2 separate regions of the Homo sapiens genome follow, and region 2 is linked to region 1. A link is a contact called in ENCODE Hi-C data. All regions are on one chromosome and are shown on one strand. The core of a region is the stretch at or near the end of the contact, and the rest is flanking DNA. Distances in the headings are between cores, read along the strand shown. Region 1 has its middle 220 kb from the start of LINC02077. Region 2 has its middle 93 kb from the start of LINC02077.

Evidence for each region. A loop is a pair of places that touch in the nucleus more often than their neighbours do. Pooled maps may share reads with other maps.
Region 2: a map of PC-3 shows a loop between it and region 1 (7-fold over the local background). The contact joins two enhancer-like sites. A Hi-C loop is called at or near these places in 4 of 168 maps with a recorded cell type or tissue (Calu3, PC-3, PC-9 and 1 more) and 3 of 50 pooled maps.

The regions. Positions count from the first base shown.
Region 1 is chr3:77,822,699-77,827,087 of GRCh38, reverse strand. No RefSeq gene overlaps it. Among named protein-coding and RNA genes, the nearest start is that of LINC02077, 220 kb to the left of the region's middle. Within about 2 kb of position 1,652, at least 6 of the 41 ENCODE cell types and tissues checked have a DNase peak (open chromatin) inside an H3K27ac peak, as active enhancers do; they include PC-3 and mammary epithelial cell, where a contact is called at or near this core.
Region 2 is chr3:78,139,196-78,143,788 of GRCh38, reverse strand. No RefSeq gene overlaps it. Among named protein-coding and RNA genes, the nearest start is that of LINC02077, 93 kb to the right of the region's middle. Within about 2 kb of position 2,353, at least 3 of the 41 ENCODE cell types and tissues checked have a DNase peak (open chromatin) inside an H3K27ac peak, as active enhancers do; they include PC-3 and mammary epithelial cell, where a contact is called at or near this core.

The DNA.
Region 1 (4,389 bases), core at 403-2,902:
AAGTGTCATACCTCGTTGAGGCAAAGGATTGTGATTTCTTTGACAATATGGTTGCATGAAACATAGAAGTTTCTGGTATATTTGTTTTTAATCATTATGATAAGAGGCCGTGTGAATGGGTTATTTCTGTCAATGTTACTACATTTCTTCAGTTCCTTATGAAGCTGGTATATCAAGAAAAGAAAAAATATTTTCTATCCCTGCCCTTTAGAAGATTACAATCTGTGATGAGATAATACATCAAAAATAAATTACAGAGTCCTACCCAGAGCAATCAGGTAAGGGAAAAAAAAGGCATCCTAATAGAAAAAGAACTGAAACTATCTCTGTTTGCCGACAATATGATTTATACCTAGAAAACGCTAAAGGCTCCACCAAAAGGCTCTGTGAGCTGATAAAGAAGACTTCAGTAAAGTTTCAAATACAAAATCAATATACAAAATCTGTAGCATTTCTATTCACCAATAATGTTCAGGCTGTAAGCCAAATCAAAGAAACAATCCCACTTAAAATAACCAGGAAAAAAGTAAAATACATAGGAATACATCTAACCCAAGAGGTAAAAGATCTTTCCAAAGAGAACTGCAAAACACTACTGAAAGAAATAAGACATGACACAAACAAATGGAAAAACATTCCATGCTCATGGATTGGAAGAACCAATATTATTAAAATAGCCATACTGCCCAATGTAACCGACAGATTCGATGCTATTTCTGTCAAACTGCCAACATCATTTTTCAAAGAATTAAATAAAACTATTCTAAAATTCATATGGGGGAGTTTCAAGATAGGCAACCAGACACAGCTGGGAAGTGCCACTCCCACTTAGACAAACCAGGATTTCAACTAAACCAATGTAATTTGAACAGATCTTCAGAGAGAAAACACCAAACGTGGATGGAGATGCAGATGCTGAAGCTGAAGAGAGAGGAAGCTGGTAACTCTGTGTGAGGTGCCTGAACACTAGGGCTTGCTCCCAGCCCTGAACAGCCCCTGGGGAAAGAATGAGTGTAGGGACCAGGTAACTGACTCTTGATATAAACCTCTGGGATCTTAGCTACAGGGGATGCCACTCCCTCAAAAAACGTTTGAGCTTGAAGGAGGATCTCCCCAGAGATTACACGGAGATGGGCTTGAGTAGGCATGGAGCCAGGGACTTTTGTGCACAGGATAGCTCTGATGGAGCCTGGCCATAGACGCCCAACCTCCATGGCTGCCCATCTCCCTCTGAGAGGCTCTGGCCCTAGCTCACCACCAGAACAGGAGAAAGCAGGGCCAAATTACCCACAGGACTAGGGCACATCTGTCTTGCAGGCCTGCCTGCCAGCCCCTCCCAGTGCTCCTGGCTGGCTGCCTCACAGGTGTGTGTACACAGTGCAGCCTCTGCTGCCCAGCCTGGGTGTTTGGCTCCACCTCAGTGCATTCCAGCAGCCTGGAAGCCCCTCAGATCTCCCATGCACCTGGAACCCAACTCTGAGAGTTCAGAGGAGGAAGCCATGAGCAGATCCTGGTGCCCCAAGGCTGTGACTCATATCTCTGGAGTGCCAAACCAGGATCTGTTCCCAGCACTTGAGTGGAGAAACTCACATTCTCAGAAAACTGAGAGGAGTGAGTCACACAGGTTCATGGGCTGGTGTGGGAACTGGGCATGCCTCTCTCCACAGGGCTGTTCTGGTAAGCGTGTGGCCAATCTCTCCCAGCTGAACCACTGTCTGAGGGAGTCGCATGGCCTAAAACACCTAACAACAAAAACAACAAAACATGGGCACAATGTTAGTGATCAGAGGTAGCTCCCCCAAGGCCCAGGAGTGGAAGTAATGGAGGAGTCACCTCTCTCCACTTCACACCACAAAGCACAGCTGCAAAGATGAGGATACACAAAGGAGCCACATGGCTGAGTAAGAGCCTATTTACTGTCCATTGCTCTCAGGCATCATCTAGTGGATCACAGCCCAACCTATGGCATAAAAAAAAAATTGCTAATTCACTCTCCTGCAAAACCAAAAGCAAGAATGTAACAGCATGCAAAGAAACAATATTTCTTTGAAAACTTCCAGAATGAAACTAGCTGACTATACTCAGTTTGTGCCACAGTTAAAGGAAACAATCCCCCCCACCCCCTACAGAAGAGAAAAAATCAGCACAAGAACTCTGGCAATTCAAAATGCCAGAGTATCCCCTTACCTCAAAAATGAGCCCACTAGCTCCGCAGCAGTGGGTTCTTAGTCTGAAATTACTGAAATGGCAGACATGGAATTCAGAATCTGGATGGCAAGGAAGCTCAACAAGATCTAGAAGAAAGTTGAAACCCAATCCAAGGAAGGCAAGCAATCCAATAAAACAATTCAAGAGTTGAAAAACAAAATAGTCGTTTTAAGAAAGACCCAAACTAAACTTCTTGAGCTGAAATACTCACTACAAGAATTTCAGAATAAAATCAGAAGTATTAACAGCAGAATAGACCAATCCAAGGAAAGAATCTTAAAGCTCAAAGACCAACCAGAAGCTCAAATCAACTCAAGCAGACAAAGATAAATTTTTTTTACAAAATGAACAAAATCTCCAATAAATATGGGATTATATTAAGATACCAATTTTGTGACTCACTAGCATCCCTGAAAAAGAAGGAGAGAGAATAACTTGGAAAATATATTTTAGGATACAGTCCACCCAAAAAAAAATCTCCCTAATCTCATAGGAGAGATTGAGGGGTAAATTCAAGAAATATAGAGAACCCCTCCTAGATACTGTAGAAGATGACCATCCCCAAAACACATAGTCATCAGATTCACCGAGATCAATGCAAAGAAAAACTCTTAAAGGCAGCTAGAGAAGGATCAGGTGATGTACAAAGGGAACCTCATCAGACTGGCAGTGAACCTTTCAGCAGAAACTTTACAAGCCAGAAGACACTGGGGACCTATTTTCAGCATCCTTAAAGAAAAGAAATCCCAAAGAAGAATTTCATACCCTGCCAAACTAAGCTTCATAAGTGAAAGAGAAATAAAATCCTTCCAGGCAAGCAAATGTTAAGGGAATTTGTTTCCACTAGACCAGGCTTACTAGAGGTCCTCAAGGGACTGTTAAACATGGAATCAAAAGAAATTTGAAACCTGCTGCCACAAATACTCACGTAAGCACATAGTTCACAGACACTATTGAGAAACTACACAACCAAGTCTGCATAACAACCAGCTAAAAACATGATGACAGGATCAATATCTCATTTATTAAAACTAAGTTTGAATTTAAATGGACAAGTGGCTTCGTGTAAAAGACATAGAGTGGCAAGCTGGATAAAAGACAAGACCCAACTATCTGCTATCTTCAAAAGATCCATCTCACATGTAATGATCTCAGAGGCTCAAAGTAAATGTTGAAAAAAAAGATCTATCCTCTAAAAAAAAAAAAAACAAAAAGAGCAGGAGTCACTATTCTTACGTTAGATAAAACAGACTTTAAACCTCTAACAATTAAGAAAACAAAGAAGGGCATTACATAATGATAAAGGGTACAATCCAACAAGAAAACTTAACTATCCTAAATACACATGCACCCAACATTGGACTACGCAATTTCATAAAACAGCTTCTTCTTGATCTACAAAAAGACTTAGCCACACAATGATAGTGGAAGACTTCAGCACCCCACTGACAGCATTAAAGATTAGTGAGGCAGAAAACTAACAAAGAAACTCTGGACTTAAACATAACACCTGACCAGATGGATCTAGTAGACATTCACAGAACACTTCACACAACAACCAGAAAACATGCGTTCTGTCATATTTCGTGACAGAGACACAACCAAAAAAGAAAACTTCAGGCCAATATCTTTGATGAACATAGACAGAAAAATCCTCAACAAAATAGTATCAAACTGCATCCAGCAGCACGTCAAAGAGTTAATACAACGCAGTCGAGTAGGCTTTATTTCTGGGATGCACGGCTGGTTCAAAATACACAAATCAATAAATGTGATTCACCACTTAAGCAAAATTTAAAGCAAAAAACCTATGATAATATCAGTAGATGCACAAAAATATTTCTATAAAATCCAATATCCCTGCAAAATAGAAACTCACAACAGGCTAGGCATTGAATTAACATACCTAAAAATAATAGGAATAATCTACAACAAAACTACGGCCAACATCATACTGAATGGGCAAAAGCTGGAAGCATTCCCCTTGAAATTGGAAAAAGACAAGGATGCCCACTCTCACCACTCCTACTTAACATAGGACTGGAAGTCACAGCCAAAGCAATCAGGCGAAATAAAGAAATAATATGATTTTATACCTTGAAAACCCTGAAGACCCTGCCAAAAGGCTCCTAGAACTGACAAACGACTTTAATAAAGGAAATAAATCAATGTACAAAAATC
Region 2 (4,593 bases), core at 1,104-3,603, 320 kb before region 1:
TCTGTCCACACTTTCCTAGTATTTGAAAAAGCCCAGAACCCTGGGTATCATTCAGATGAGAGCCCTCATACTGAATTCAATTCATGGTGGCAGTGTAGGCATCTATCAGAGAAAGAGAGAGGATAAATACCTATCAGGAAACTTTACCACTGGTTGAGGGACTGTGGGAATAAACCCTACAGGTTAAGTCCCTGTATTCCCCTTACTTCTAGTCCAAAAGAATATATGTGTTTGTGTGTAGATGGAAAAATTTTAGTCTGGTTGATTGGGTAGCTTTTTATATTGAATAACTTTTATATTAAATAGATTTTTGTTATGTCAAATAACCCTATAATAAATAAGTTAGATGGAAAGGCTAATTCTGGTTAGCTTCTACTTATTATGTCAAAGGTAGTGTAATCAATGTGACTCAGCTTATTGTGGATCTTAGATTCCACGTAGTATTGACAAGCTTGAATTGATAATAAAATGCTCTCTCTCAAAAGGGACTAATACACACAAATTGTTGGATACAGTTAATCACATGTTTCCATCAAACCACAAGATTGCCAGGAAATAAAATCCTATTATGTGTCAGGAAGTGGAGAGAACTGGGACTATTTGGCAAATACCATTAATAACTACAGTGAACCAACAGTGAATTTCCTGCCTGAAATTCAGATTGAATGTTGACCATGTGTGAACTCAATTTTTGCACTGACAGGAAGAGTTTTAAGAACTAGATCATCTACCAATATTTTTTCTCATGTTACATTGCAATTTGTTGGATTTCTGATTCCTTCTCTCTTGCAAATGCCTTGAGTGAGTCTACACCCTCTTTAAACAGTTATTTGTTCATCCTAGATAAAGCTCCTTCATAACTTTTCTAGACCAGAATAACATTGTCCAGCCAACCCTGCTGTTAGCCATGCTCCAGCATCCCCATTTCTTCCTCATCTATTTGATTACTGGTTCCATAATGCATAGAATTTCCAAGTTGAATTTTCACAATACTGCTATTTCACATGAATGCACACACCTCAAATAGTATTCTGAAATTTCTGGCAGCAGAGTTGGCCCAGGGGAAAACATTTTCCGTCAGGAAGCACACACGGGGTCACAATCATACAGCTCTGACAGAGAGGTCTAGCAGCGTAGATCATATTCTCCAATTCTGCCATTTCAGCGCTTGCGCTATTTTCCTGCATCCAGAAAGTAGTGGAACTTCACAAAGAAATTGATTCCATTTATAAACTGGGGCACTAGGTCAAATCTGAATACCTGCAGAAAAAGCTATTGAAAGTTTCTTACTTTCCCTCCAGTCAGCAAGAAATCTTAAGCTTTGTGAAGGCTCAAGATTGGTTCTCTATATCTGTGCCTGAATCATCAAGTATTGAATTAGGTTACTTCCTATAGAATTGAGTACAGTTGTTCTTAATTGTACAACTCACTTAAGTCACTCAAATTGTTTAGCAAATTCATCTGTAGCCTCAGCATTCAAAATTAATATAGTCTGAAAATTAAATGTAAAGAGGCTTTTCAACCCATACTTTGAGAATAATAGTTCAATCCTTGATTTTTAGCAGAGCACTGTCTGGTAGAAATATAAAGCAAGGTATGTATGTAATTTTACATTTTTTTAGCAACCACATATATAGTAAAAAGAAAGGGGTAAATTACTTTTAATGAGATATTTTATTTAAGACAGTACATTTAATATTATCATTTCCACATGCAATCAATACAAAATAGTTTGCTGAGATATTTTTATTCTCTTTGTTTGCACCAAGCTTTCAAAATCTTGTGTGACTTTTATACTTACGGCACGTCTCAAATTGGAATAGACACATTTCAAGTGATCAAGAGCCTCATGTGGTTATTGGCTACTATATTGAATAGGGCCCTTCTGGTAGATTTCCCAGGCATTTGAGAAAGCATGTTTGTCACCAGTTATAATTTATCTTTAACTTAATCTTCTTGGGCAAAAGGTCAACATGCCTAATATATGTTACAGTGCCAGCACACATCAAGGGCTCAATAAATATTTACTGAATGTTTTTAAGTTTTCATTTACAAATATTTACATATTCATTCAGCTGCTGCTATGTGCCAGGTACTTTTCTAAGCATTGAGGAATTAAGCACTGACCAAAATAGACAAAATGTTTCCAAGGAGTTTAACTTCTAAAAGTTTGTCCCTTTAAATTGATGACAAATAAAATTACAAAAATATCAAAACAAACCGTACAATAAGTCAATAGCTTGTGTTTTAGATGGACTTCTTGCTCCCTAAATATCTTCTCTGTTAGTCATTTCCACATTCCACCTATTGCACATCACCTATGACTCTCTGACTGCCCAGGATTTTCTACTGCAACATCACGCATGAGCTTGCCGTCTTCAAGCTTCTTACTGTTTTTCAAGCAGAGCAGCTTTTTTAATGTTTCTAGGCCTCTGATCTTCTCCATCTCAGATAGCTGTTAAGTCCTTACTCATAATTCAATGCCAAGTTCAATTAGTACCTCTTTCATAAGCTTCTCTTTGCTCCCAATTTCAGTTTTTTACTCTTTCTTTGTTGCTCACAGACGTTGTGCAGGTCTTTATCATGCCATTTATTTTGGATTGTAATTGTATGTCAATTCTTCCCCCATTAGATCTTTACTTATTTGCTTTAGCTCTTGTAACTTATAGAGAGACTGATATGACAGGTGCTGAAAGAATGTGTGTGGGAAGGATTGATAATGTACCCATTTCCTATCTTAGTCTCTTATATTCATTCCTGATCCAAAAGAAACTGCATTCATGGACTTATGTGCCACAGTGTACCTTCTGATATTTTTGCATCTTATCAGTGTTCCTTCTCATCAGAATTTTAGGGAAATACCAGGAGAAAGACCAAGTCTATTATACCATGTTGGCAGTGTTTTCCTCTTCTTAGGAAAGAATAGCACTTGTATCTAAGTAATAGTCCATTATTTTTAATTTCCCACTTTCATTTTTGGGCATGTTTTTTGGCATCAATATTTCATAGGCTTTGTGGTTTTCCAGTGCTTAATCAGGAAAGCTATTTCTTAACTATTGTTTACAATTTAAATAAAAGTAATAAAACTTTTCCCACCCAGCTCTGAAGGTAGCATTATTCGCACCTCCGCGGAACATTAAATGCACAGACTTAAGCTTTTATCAAGCTCCACTGTGATCCAACTTTATCTGTATATATTTGAGAACCAAGCTGAATGCAATTAGACCACATTGTTTGTATGATATGCTGTATTTTCTGGATTCATGAATTAGCTTCTTCTGGGGATTCAGGGAGTCTGTGTCTGTATTTCTAACACTTTACCACTAGATGATAACACAGGTTTATATACCAAATGTAAGAGTCTGTTCAGTTAAGTGTGTTGAAGCTATACCAGAGACCATAATTCTTTCATTCTTTAGAAAATTATCTCCAAACTACTGAGATATGTTTTAATATCACATATATATTTAATTTATATATATATAAATCATAAAGAAAAAATATGATAGAATATAATCTCCTGATCTGACAATGGTCCAACAGTACATTTTTCCACTATTATTCTCAGTTGTCTGTCTTTTTGTTTTATTTGCTTTCCTTTTCTTGCTTTTATGAAATAGAATCTCAGATTACATTTATAGTCTTTTCAGAAACCACAAGTGTATTTTCTATAGTTAACCAGTTCTCACAACTAAGATTTGAGTTTCCTGGATACAGCTAGAAGATATAGACATTGGAGGAGCTTATGTAGTAGAAATAACAGAAATCAGAATTCTGCCAATTCTTGCCTTAGTAAGCAAATGAATTTAGAAGGTACAAATTCTTTTTCTGTATATTGAGGACCATAAGTTTTTCTTAGAAATGCTGTGGATACAGAAATGAGATAGTACATCAATTAGAAAGTATATAAAATCCTTTATTTGGAGTTCGTGACAGATAAATACTAATTCTCTTGTTAACCCACTTTTCTTTTCCTTTTTCTTAAGGATATGAAAATATTAGTTTTATGGTTCTTTTTCCATCCAGCAATGAGAGCATAAGATGTTTCTTTCAAATTTTTGTCAGTGTATTCTTCCCTATCTCCAAGGAGAATATAGAAAATATCCAAGTCTTCTTTCGATGTGAAACTTGCCACTTAAGACTTTTTAATTATTTCATGTTTCTTTCATATCTTGAAATATATATTTATTTGAACAAGCTCTCTTTGGAGAAAATACCTTAAGCGTAAGAAATTAATCCAGTAGTGGTGATTTCAGTTAATTGGCTACTTAAGGCTATATACTTACGGAAAAACTGGATATCAGTATGTCTTTTTGCTGTTTTCTCAGACTATCAAGCACTAGCAACTCAGGAGAGTACCCAGAAGGCCCTCTTTAAAGTGAGTGATGAAGGAGAAAATGATCAACTGTTCCTTACTGAGGTCAGTAAAGGAAATATTTTAAAATATGAGTCATTCCACGGAGATAAATAGAGCCACATAATACTTGATGACATCAATTTTGCTTTATCAGAGGAGTTAAGCTCACATTGCTTTTACATCTAGTTTGAGTAGAACCTCTCATCTGAACTAGAAGGAGTCATTTCAACTGTAGC